2 separate regions of the Homo sapiens genome follow, and region 2 is linked to region 1. A link is a contact called in ENCODE Hi-C or POLR2A ChIA-PET data. All regions are on one chromosome and are shown on one strand. Each heading gives the region's core, a stretch centred on a gene start or an enhancer-like site at or near the end of the contact. The rest is flanking DNA. Distances are from core to core; before and after follow the strand shown.

Evidence for each region. Hi-C counts contacts between places; a loop is a spot of excess contacts on that map. ChIA-PET counts read pairs that join two places held with the same protein, here RNA polymerase II (POLR2A). Pooled maps may share reads with other maps.
Region 2: a loop to region 1 is called in a map with no recorded cell type, with 8 times the contacts of the local background. The contact joins two enhancer-like sites. A Hi-C loop is called at or near these places in 7 of 37 single-sample maps with no recorded cell type and 5 of 50 pooled maps. POLR2A ChIA-PET finds 5 or more read pairs at or near these places in 1 of 52 experiments (OCI-LY7).

The regions. Positions count from the first base shown.
Region 1 is chr7:116,573,640-116,579,746 of GRCh38, forward strand. COMETT (cytosolic oncogenic antisense to MET transcript) reads right to left here. Exons shown (of 5, transcript NR_165033.1): 3 at 1-105. Among named protein-coding and RNA genes, the nearest start is that of CAV1, 52 kb to the left of the region's middle. RefSeq lists an enhancer at 3,396-3,690 and a silencer at 3,829-3,968. Within about 2 kb of position 3,897, at least 6 of the 41 ENCODE cell types and tissues checked have a DNase peak (open chromatin) inside an H3K27ac peak, as active enhancers do.
Region 2 is chr7:117,006,664-117,012,770 of GRCh38, forward strand. The region is part of intron 1 of ST7 (suppression of tumorigenicity 7); the gene reads left to right. Among named protein-coding and RNA genes, the nearest start is that of MIR6132, 10 kb to the right of the region's middle. RefSeq lists an enhancer at 4,343-4,422 and a silencer at 5,413-5,462. Within about 2 kb of position 2,693, at least 2 of the 41 ENCODE cell types and tissues checked have a DNase peak (open chromatin) inside an H3K27ac peak, as active enhancers do.

The DNA of each region.
Region 1 (6,107 bases), core at 2,647-5,146:
GGCTAGATCCAGATGAACTCCTCCTACATTTGTTGTCCATCCTGGTCCAATCAGTGGCAGCTAAGGGAGCTCAGTCACTTGTTTGAAGTTTGCCCAGTCAAGGGGCTGTGGAAGGAAGAGGAAGTTAATCTGAGACAGGATTGTGACAGGCAGACCAATAAACATGTCTGTTTACAATCTAAATATTCATAAAATTCCAATCCCCCAAATTCTCCCACATATGTATGCTCTTGTATTCCCCTGAGATAGGAAGGGAGGCATGCTCATAACCCCATTTTACAGATGGGAAGAATAAAGTGCCAGGAATACTGGTCCCTCCATTAGGGTCACTTAATGAGCCACTGGTGAAACAAGAAATAAATCCGAATTGAGAGCTTAGACTGCCTGGTCTCCTGTTAACAATTAAGACTGCAAAAATTTCAAACCATATCGCATGCACAATAAATACTGCATCTGAATCAATTGTAGAGACAAAGACAGAGGCACAGGGAGAAGACAGATCTATCCAAGGTCACTCAAGTGAGGAAATAAACCAGCTTAAAATAGACTTCTGTCTCAGCAGCATTGTGCTTTCACTCCTGGGCAACTTCCTGCCTATACAGCAACATTAATGCCAGCAAGGAAGGAACCTGAGGGTTAAATCCTTGGCCCCAGCCCCAGATAGCAATACAGAACCCCACCCCCGTAATTCAGTCAATAAATAGATGTCCCTTTCATACAAGTTTCAGAAAACACAGTTAATATACAACCACTACTCACAAATTAAATAAGTTATCTTACTGTAAAGGATATAACTATTTTATTATCTTTGCAATTAAAATGAAATATGCTAAAGGTAGAAGCAATACAAAACAGCTGCTGCCAGAAGTTTCAATAAAAGATCACTACTGGGCACCCTTATAACTGTGGGACCATTAGGAGATTTAAATGTCTTCTTCACTTTGCCCATGGTAGGGAGTGAGGCTGCACTGAGAAACATCACTGGCATGAGGTCTAATTGCCTGCCCTATGATTAATGTTGCCAAGTGAATTCAGAAGTTGTCACAGTTCTCATCCTATGGTCCAGGCTCATTTATAAAATAGAGCAAAGGGAGCCCAGTGCTTTGAGAATGCCAATGCAAAATTATAATAATTACTTATTACATGATACAGTTGTTAAAGTATTTTCTGTGTTGTTCAAAAAAAAAAAAAACAAGGCATGTACATTGGTAGAGAAGGCAGAAGAAATACTTATGACTGTGTTTTCCTCTTGTAACTTTCCCAGGCAGAATTACTCTGGTCCCTAAGGCCTTGAGGCACTTTTTTCTTATCTCCACTGAACTGTAAACTACTGGGGTTCAGAGACCAATTTTTAGCTTTCATTGTATCTATAGGATTTAGCATAGTGACTGGCATAATAAAAATCTGCTAAACTAAAACTGATACCCTGTTATAGAATTTCCATGATGTATTCTAAGTTCTGTCATAGGCATGCAATAATTGTAAGTTCTCAAAATGGAGGGACCAAGTCTAGTCCTTTGTATCTTTATAACTCTGCAGCTCTGCTATCCAACAGAACTTTCTGCAATAAGGGAAATGCTTTATTTCTGTTCTAGGAAAAGGAAAGTTCTTAAAGAAATGTTCTTCCTTTAAGAGTCTATGTAAACACTATTCAATAAGAGCCATTGGCCACTTGCGGCAATTGAGTGCTTGAAATATGGCTAGTGAGGTGAAAAAATGCATTTCTGATTTAATTTCAATTAAAATCACCCCTTGTAGCTCATGGCTACTATGTCAGACAGAGCAGCACTGGACGCCAAGTGTGGTGGCTCACGCCCATAATCCCAACATTTTGGAAGGCCAAGACGGGAGGATCACTTGAGCCCAAGATTTCAAGACCAGCCTGGGCAATGTAGAAAGACCCAGTTTCTACAAAAAAAAAAAAAGTAAATTATCCAGGTGTGATGGCACAGGCCTGTGGAGGATCACCCGGGTCTGGGAGGTCGAGGCTAGTGAGCCATGATCGCACCACAGCACTCCAGTGTGGGAAACAGAGCGAGACCCCATCTCAAAAAAAAAAAAAAGAGTAGCACTGGAATCTAGGCTGATGTGTGGCTTTCAGTAGTTGCTATTTTAATGTTTATGAATGAATAAATGAATGAATGACTACACATACCTAATCCCTCCACAAACCTACTTCCCGCCAAACTGCTTTCAGCTGCAGAGTGCTGCAAGCATGCAATATTTACTTGGCCAAGTTGAGTTTAAATAGGTAGTCTACAGGAAAAGCAATTCGGTCATTCATTGGATATTGTGAGGAAAGTCTTTTATGGCTAACTTGAAAGATGTACTTCAAAGTAACCACTTAAGATTAAGTCATCTATAAGCCATATTTTCACTCCACATCTTACTGCTTAGGGCAGAGTAGTCAAGTGGAAAACCAATGGACTTGGGTACTAGCTACACTCAACTGTCTACTAACTGATTGGCTTTGAGGTTCAATTAACATGCAAAGTGCTTGACTTTTCTTAGTGGCAAAATGGGGAAATCCTATGTGCCATGCCTCCTTACCAGGATGTTGTCAAAAGCAAATGAGATAACTGGCATGAAAACATCTAATGCTAAGCAAATACAGATTATTATTAAAATACGTTACTTCAAATTATTTTAAATAACTATTATCATAGTAATGGTGCTGTTATTAACAAATAATTGAATATATGTTTTCTTGCACAGTTAAAGACATACACGTGCCCAAAAAATTATTTTCTTCCACTCTAAGAAGATTTCCATTTTTTCTCTCTGCCACTTCATATCTCAGAAGGTCATATCTCGCTTACTGGGCAGTTTCCAGTGACAATTCTACAACGATTCCTCTCACCTATCTCACTGAATGTGGCTGTCAGCATAAGTAGGTTACATTGTAGGGACTGTGTTTGTAGCTAGTGTTGGCATGTTATTTTTCCAGCCACCACTCCAAGGAGAAGAGTTCACATTGTGTTTCTAAATCACTTCCTGAAGAGTGATTATATGGGATTCTTTCAGAAATAGAAGGAATGGAAAAAGCAAGACCAGAAAGTAATTTGGAGAGCATCCAAGATTGATAAGACACCAAAGTAGGGGGACTCCACAGCACTAGGAGCCTGTGCTCTGATCCCTTCCAGCGCCCTAAGATGTGATGGGATCTCAGCAAGAAACAGCCACCTAGTGTTCCTAAAGAGGCTGGAACATGAGCACTGGGCTCCTAGACTTGGCAATAACCCTAGTGCCCCACAATGGCAGCACCAGCAGAGCCTCCATCCTTAAAGAATAGTACAGCTTTGAACACTGAGCATGTCAGCTATGATCTTTGGGGATCAAATAACAGGGCATTCACATGGCACCAAGAGGAGAACCATCCAGACAAAGCTTGACCTTCGCACCAGTGAGGCCGATTGGAGGCTTGGAGCATATTAAATTTATTTAGAGAAAGGAAAGAAATGTAATATTACTCACATCCTGTGTTTGAAAGAAAAATCATCCTGCCCACTTAATAACTGTGCAGGGCTGCCTTCCATGCCACATTTTTTACACAGACCATAGGGAGGTCTGTGTGACTTTGTGACTCACCCTTTATCACAGCCCCCACCCCCATAGAACTGCGAGGGCTGAGTAGGAGACAAGTCCAGTTACACTCACAGGGTTGTGTTCAAAAACCAGTGTTTCTCCTTAACTAACCCTCAAGCAATTACCTCAGATCAAGTGAATAGACCTGACTTAAGCAAATTTGGCTGTTCACGAGTTTTAAGTTACTCTGGCAGATATTGATCACCACCAGCAGCTAGGAACAGGTGAGAACTATAATCCTCCTCCCCAACAATCTCATTACTGGGTGATGAGTTATATTGAAAGCACATTTGACCAAAGATGCCACATGTTCAAATACTCAAATCAACTAGCTAACCTGACACAATAAGAGCAGTGAAATCCCAGGCAACAGCATGCGCGAAACGGCCACTCAAAGCAGATGTATCAGTATTCTGGTGAAAGTTTCAGCTAAACTTCTGATCAGAAGTTGAGCCACAGGATTCTCTGTTGAGCTATTGAATGAAGCCCTGGTCCGAGAAGAGCCCTATGAAGAGGGTAGGCTGTGGAGCTCTCTCCAGATTCTTACTCCCTGTTGTTTACAGAAGGAAGGAATTGCTTACATAATATTTCCAGCATATTCACATATCTTAATCACCACTCGTTTCATCCATGGAAACTTATTTTAGCATCCCCTATGCTAACTAACAGGCTTTTTTGTGTTCATTGGAGATAAAGCTATAATAGGACAGCTGATTAGGGTCGTTCAAATGCTGGCTGAGGATCCCTAAGTATGAATTCCCTAGCCGACTATTTCACAAGTTAACTATCCACCGCTAAGACGTCCTCCAAAACACAAACACACATTTCTTTATTAGTGTTAGAGGATATGAAATAATTTACTTGAAAATACAATAATACTGTTTTCTCTTCAGAAGAGTTCTCCCCCAGATGGCCAAGAGGTTTGAACTCTTGCCTTTTGTCAGATATAGGGCTGAACCTTAGAGTCCAGTGTATTCCTTCATTGTCTTTCCTCTAAGTCTGCCAAACAAATAAGGCTCTGGTGAACCCATAGAGCCAGCTACAGATAACCACACATGTGTGAAATTGTAGTGCGCACACCGCTTATGCGTAGCCTGCTCCTGGTCTTCCCAGACTACCAAAACATACGTGAGCCATTCTTAACAGCAAGTGCAAACCCCGGAGTGCTGTTTCAAACCTTCAAGATCCTCCCATCTTCTAATTACCTCATTGCTCCATTTGACCCCACAGCATTTCTACTCCCTGGAATGGGGACACCTGGAGAAATCCACACATGAGGCCTAAACATCCTAGTACCCGCAATGTATCGATTTTTTTCTTTCTTCTAGAAGCAGAGGATGGTAATAAATTGTGTTGCTAACAACAAAGGTCACTGCATAGCTATCAGCCCTATGCAATGATAGCTGTGAAGGACAACAAATAATAGTTTTGCAAATCTCCTCTTTGAACATTCTTTCCTTAAGAATCCTGTTTGGCGGACCTGTTGTGAAATATGTGTCTCCTTCATCTAGTGTTGCTCAAACTGTGAGTGCTGACCTAGTGTCTTAGTCTGTTTGAACTACTATAACAAAAATATCACAAGCTGGTTGGCTTATAAACAGCAGACCTTCATTGCTCACAGCTCTGGAGGCTGGGAAGTCCAAGATCAAGGCACCAGCAGATTCAGTGTCTGGCGATGGGCCTCTTCATAGAAGGTGGTCTTTCTGCTGTGTCCTCATGTGGTAGGAAGGGGTACAAGAAAGGCCTTTTTTATAAGGACACTAATCCCATTCAGGAGAGTTCTACCCTCATGACTAATCTTCTCACAAAGTGCCCACCTCCTAATATCATCACCTTGGGGGTTAGGAGTTCAACATATGAATCTGAGGGGGACACAAACATTTTGACCATAGCACCTATTCTAGAATTGTGAAATTGGCTTTCATTTATTAACAAAAATATAACTGAATAGAATGGAAAAGAATAAAAGAGAAGAGAGGAGAAAGAAACATATAGATCACAGAGAGCAAGGGTAATCAGATGAGTTTAATAAGACATTTCATGTTTATGAGAGTATGTATACTGAGTTGCAATGTAAAGCATATTTCTTAGTAAAAAATAATATTTGAAAAATATATAAACCACTACCACAATTTATTTGGAGATAAATTTTCTTTGGATCTCAAATAAAGTAAAAGAAAGTTCTAATGCAATTTTTTTTAACTTTTATTTTAAGTTCACAGTTACAACTGCAGGTTTGTTACGTTGGTAAACTTGTGTCATGGAGGTTTGTTTTACAGGTTATTTCATCAGCCTGGTATTAAGCCTAGTACCCATTAGTACATTTTTCCTGATCCTCTTCCTCCTCCCACCTCCTGCCCTCCAAAAGGCCTCAGTGTGTGTTGTTCCCCTTTATGTGTCCATGTGTTCTCATCATTTAGCTCCTACATATAAGTGAGAACATGAGGTATTTGGTTTTCTGAAAATTTCCATGTGTCTATCAAGAATAGCTTGGGAGGAAGGTTGAGAGTAAATGTTATCAT
Region 2 (6,107 bases), core at 1,443-3,942, 430 kb after region 1:
CTTTGCTTTATTCTGCCTTGCAGATACTGCACTTCTTATAAATTGAAGGTTTGTGGCAACCCTGCATTGAGCATCTGTCGTGCCATTTTTCCAATGGCACATGCTCACTTCATGTCTCTGACTCACATTTTGGTAATTCTTACAATATTTCAAACCTTTTCATTATTATATCTGTTATGGTGAGCTGTGATCAGTGATCTTTGATGTTAGTATTGTAGTTGTTTTGGGGTGCCGCAAACCACATCCATATAAGACAGAGAGCTTAATTGATAAGTGTGTGTGTTCTGGCTGCTCCATTGACCTACCCTTCTCTAGTTTCTCTCCCTCTCTTTCGACCTTCCTAATCCCTGAGACACAATATTGAAATTAGGCCAATTAATAACCCTACAGTGACTTATAAGTGTTCAAGTGAAAGGAAGAGTCATATGCCTCTCACTTTAAATCAAAAGCTAGAAATGATTAAGCTTAATGACGAAGGCATGTCAAAAGCTGACATAGGCCAGAAGCTAGGCCTCTTGTGCCAGTTAGCCAAGATATGGATGCGAGGGAAAAATTCTTGAAGGAAATGTAAAGTGCTACTCCAATGAACACACAAATGTAACAGAATGAAACAGCTTTATTGCTTATATGGAGAAAGTTAGAGTGGTCTGATAGAAAATCAAACCAGCCATAACATTCCCTTAAGCCGAAGTCTAATTTAGAGCAAGGAACTCTCTTTAATTTCTTCAGGGGTTCTATGAAGGCTGAGAGAGGTGAGGAAGCTGCAGAGGAACGCTTTGAAGCTAGCAGAGGTTGGTTTATTTGGTTTAGTGAAAGAAGCCATCTGCATAACATAAAAGTGCAAGGTAAAGTACAAGTGTTAATGTAGAAGCTGCAGCAAATTATCAAGAAGGTCTAGCTGAGATACCTGATGAAGGTGGCTACACTCAACAACAGATTTTCAGTGTAGGTGAAAACAGTGTTATATTGGAGGAAGATGCCATCTAGGCCTTTCATAGCTGGAGAGAAGTCAATGCCTGGCTTCAAAGCTTCACAGGACAGGCTGACTGTCTTCTTAGGAGCTCATGCTCACATTGCCATGCAACCAGTCTTCAGAATTCTTTTCATTTTACGAAACTGAAGTTCTGTACCCATTAAACAACTCCCCATTTTCTTCTTCCTCCTGCCTCTGGCAATCACCATTCTACTTTCTGTCTCTATGAATTTGAAGTCTATAGTTGCACAGGCACAAATGTCTGTCTCTAGAAACATTTTCCAAGTAATACACTTCACTACATTTTCTCTTAGAATCACCTATATCTGTGTTAAAACTGTAAGAATCTGTGTTAAAATTTTAAGAATGTAGCAGTTGTCTTGATTAGAAATATATTTTCAATAGCCTTTCAAAAAACCAGAGACAAAAAAGCAGAGAGGAAATTATCTGCTTCTTATCTGAAGGCTAATGACAAAAAAAGTCATCCATGTGAACTTTAATAGAAATCTGCCGAAACCCTTAATGAGGTAGGTATCATGATCAGCGTAACTCATTACAGAATTGTTGTATTTTAGAGCTAGAAAAAAACCTCAGAAATAATTTTAAGTTCTTCATTTCATAAATGAAGTGATACTGTTGTGAAATGTCTAACCAAATTAATTAACTGTGCAGTTAGGATTGTAGTCTGTTTCTTGTTTCTCAAGAATTCCCTTTCAGCAATTGTTGGTGAACAGGGTCAGATTTTCTCAGACAAACTAGCTATTACTTGTGTTCTACACTATGAGTATGTTTTATAGAAAGTTTTCCTGGCTTATAATATAATTGAAGAGACTTGGAAATCTTAGCCCATGATTTCCATTTTTATATAATCTTCAAGGGCTAGAGATGTATGTGGATTGGAGGTATGTGGTTTTCCTTATCTGGGAAAGTAGTTGACAATTTCTCAGAAATTGAGCATTTATCACCAGTTCTAATGTGATAGGGAATGAGGTATTGTTCATAGTATCATCAGAAATGAAGGGAATTGGGATGAAACTTTTCTTGAATTTCTGACCCTGATGCAATCAGGCAGTTGTTGATGGATTCCATTATCTTCGTGAGTCTTGTCAATGGCAGAGACCTAATTGAAGATTAGAGCTCTTGCAGAGAAAGGTCAAATCAACCACAGTAAATATTGTTGAACAGGGTTTGGCAAACTGTAGCCCATGGGCTGCCTGTTTCTGTGAGATTTATAAGCTAACTTTTTTTTTAACATTTTTAAATCGCTGAAAAATTTTCAAAAGAATACGTCATGATATGTGAACATTACAAGAAATTTAATTTCAAAGTTTATAAATAAAGTTTTATTGGAACATGGCTACATTAATTTATGTATTGTTTATGACTATTTTTGCACTGAAACAATAGAGTAGTTGTGACAGAGAACAGATGGTCCCACAAAATCTAAACTGTTTACTATTTGGCCCTTTATAAAAAGGATTTGCCAGCTCCTGCTAGAAAACATTGAGAATGATTTGTTTTGTAGTACCATGGAAATTTGTGATCTTCTTTGCTTACCTAGAACTGCAGCTGTATGCTACAGCTAAGAAATTCCTTAAAGAACTTCTCCACTTTTTTTTTGTTTTTTTTTTTTTGTTTTTGGCCTCTGGGACAACCCACACTAGTCCATTCATGACTATTTTTTATGACTTTCTTTGCTTATTTTCCAGTGGTTCCTTTTGCCAATCATGTGAACAGACCAAAACCACACAGGAAGGTCTGTGGTTTGCCTAAAGAAGCTTTTCTACAGAGGGATATGTCTGGCTTGGGTACCTCCCTGTTTGTTGTACAAACCTATAGTTTGATTCTGATCATTACACTAGAGCTTTGATTCAAATGTATATAAAATGACCATCACTGTCAGGATGTAAAATGAATAAGCATATTTATTGTTGGATTCATATTTGTAGGACGAAAATCTTAATCTTTCTTATTTTTATCAGGCATTTTAGTAACTTTAGTAATGTTTCTCATGACTGCTAATTATACATCAAGATTAATTGCTATATTTTTTTTTAATTGGCTAACCTTAAACACATAAACCCAATGTCCTTTTTTATAGTCATCTTCTGATAGAGTTAAAACATCAGTGATAGGGAGACCACACAGCACCTCTTATAAAAGTTATTTACCTCCTTTTTCCAGCTGTGGTTACTTGATTTTAGTTCTCTTGAGGCCACTGTAAGAAGGGAGTGGCCCTACAACCATGTAAGAGATCTGTGCTTTGCAGCCACTGAGAACCGGGGATCCTGCCACTATTGCCACCATCCTTTTAAAGCATAACAACAAACAGGTGTTGTGTATCCAGAAAGAGCCCTTATCTGAAGGTTTGGAGTTTGGTTAAGCAGATCTTTTATTATGTTTTACTCATGCGTTTGGTCATAATTATGCTTTTGTGCTCAATAAGGATGATTGTTATCTGTGAAAGTAACTGACAATTTCTCAGAACCATTGCCTTGGTTCTAGGTTCTAGGTAGCTAGTAACTAGTCTGGTTAGTGCCATGGAGAATGTGGAGCACTGGTCTGGGTCATGATATTGAGTTGAGTAGCTGAATTCTCTCCTCACTTCATAGGGTAGTTCTTTTATCTGGTTAGTGCTAGATGCTCATCTGTCTTAGCTTACTTAAATTTTGAGGTCTTGGGAGTAGAGCCCAGTAATGGGAGGAGCTGGGCATACGCTCTAGGAATCTTCTGCATCCAGATAATCCTTTTTTTAGTGGAGTCTTCTCACATTTTGGGATAGGCCATGAGGTAGACTTGGGGCTCAGTAAGCAAAGCCAATGAGGATGACAAAACATGAAAAGGAAATGCTGATGCAGATGCAGGCTGGAGTGGGTGGTAAGAGGCCTGGGAGAGCAGCAAGATGAGATATCTTAGATAATGTTTGTTCTGACTTAGTAATAAGGTGAAATTGGGATGTGACATAACCTTAAGGCATTTTGACTTAGCTCTCACATGTTGGTGAGAATTGAGACTAGAGGGAAAACCCCCTATTTTCATTTCTGAAATGCAGAAAAATAGAGTGAACATTTATAATCCAACCCTGGTATTTTAAAACATGTGTAATAACAAAGTCGGTTATTGTATAATTTGGAAATGCGATGTAAGATATTATGATAAAGCTGTGATTTTCTGATTTAAGAGGGAAGAGTGAAGTGGAAGCCATGCTCGTTCTCCTCTGAGGAGGGTAGAGGACCGTGGACTCGCGTGGCAGGCACTAGTCCAGGGAGGGAAGCCATGAAAGAGAAAGAGAGGAGAGCTATGTCTCAGCCCCTGAGCTGTCCTCTATGAAAAGCTTCACACTCTGTGTCCAGCTGTCTCAATCAAGTCCTGGAAGAATGGTCTCCTTCAGAAGCTTTATTGCTGGCACCCAGGCCACATTGTCCTAAGAGGTGTGACCCACCAGGTCATGAGCCATGAACCCTCTAGTAGGCAGATCCTCCAACAGTTTAAGTATTTTGTGTGTGTGTGTGTGTGTTAATGTGTGTGTGTGTATCTGTCTACTTACCACCAGGCTGAGTTACTGGGGGTCTGCCTAGAAAGGAACAGTGTCCCTGTAAACAGGAGGAGGCTCCCCAGAACATCAGCATCCAACATAAACACGCTGAATTAGGACAATACATCCTGGCTCCTTTGAGGAGGGGCTGTTCCCAAAGCCCTGGCAGGATAGAAGAGGGGACAGTGGGGGCTAGAAAAGGAGTAGGTATCAGCAGGAGTTACTTGAGTTTTCTCCTCTGACTGTAATTGGTTTAAAGTAGAGTCCAAGATTATTAAAGTTGGACTAGATCTTAGGGATTTTCCAGTTCCACCTCCTCATTTTACCAGTGAAGGAACAGATACATACAGGGGTTCTAGAATTTATCTTAGATCAGAGAGGTAATGAGTGGCCGTGTTGGCTAGACTCCAGGTCTCTTGATTCAGTAATGATTCTTTCTCCAACCTGGATCACGAAGGGTTAAATTGTAGCAGGACTCTGGGATGGGATTCAGGGGTGCCAAATGCTATAAGTACAACCCACTGCTGTCTCAGGAAATTGTGGTTAGGATAGTGGTCCCTAGAACAGGTGACCCGAGAAGAACTTCTGACTTAGGTGAACGTTATACGTTTTGGAGAGGACTATGATGTGATTGTTTGGGAAGGGGGCATCTAGGCATATCAGCAAGTCTCACTTGCTGAGAGTGAGATGGAGATAGAGAAAATTCTTTGAGAGGTGGGTGGAGGGATCTAGTTGAAGGCTCTCCTGTTGAGCTTTGAATTTATAGTCAGTGTTTATAGAGTCTAGGCAAGTAGTATCTACTGTGACATTTGGAGAACTGAAAAGTAGAGTGGGATTTAGTGGTTACTGAGTGTGCCTTGGGTAGGACAGGTCCTTTTATGGTTGTAGCTTTCTGCACTTGAGTACTTATTTCTGCTTTACTGGCTAATGCCACTCTCATTTTAAGCTATCACAATGACTAAACATTATCCCTTTCATTCTGATTCTCTGTTCAATTTTTTCATATGTTGGAATTGATCATAGAATATAGAAAGAATTTTTATGAATTCGGAACTGAACTGTTTGGCCCACTGTAGATTTGGTTTTATTGGAAAGAACCTAGTTTTTTGAAATTTTTTTTTTTTTTTTGGCTTCCGTATGATCACCTACTCTACACAGGCAGTATTGTGTACTGGTTAAGCACAAGGATTCTGAGCTAGAGGCTACTCCAGTTGAATCCTGGCTCTGATCTTAGATAAGTTGTTTATCCTCCATGCCTCAGTTCTTCATCTCTAAAATGGGGATAATACCTCCTAGGGTCGTTTTAAGGGTTAAATAGGTTAATACATGAATTAGAACAATGCCTGGTACACACAAAGTGCTATTTACATATTAGCTGTTAATACATTCCAAGCATTGATCTAGGCCTTTTGTCAATTTATAAGTAAACCAAGGCTCAGAGAGGTTTAAAAACTTGCTTAATGAAGATAATCTATCTAGTAAGTAAGTAAACCAAGGCTCAGAGAGGTTTAAAAACTTGCTTAATTAAGATAATCTATCTAGTATGTAAGTAAACCAAGGCTCAGAGAGGTTTAAAAACTTGCTTAATTAGGATAATCT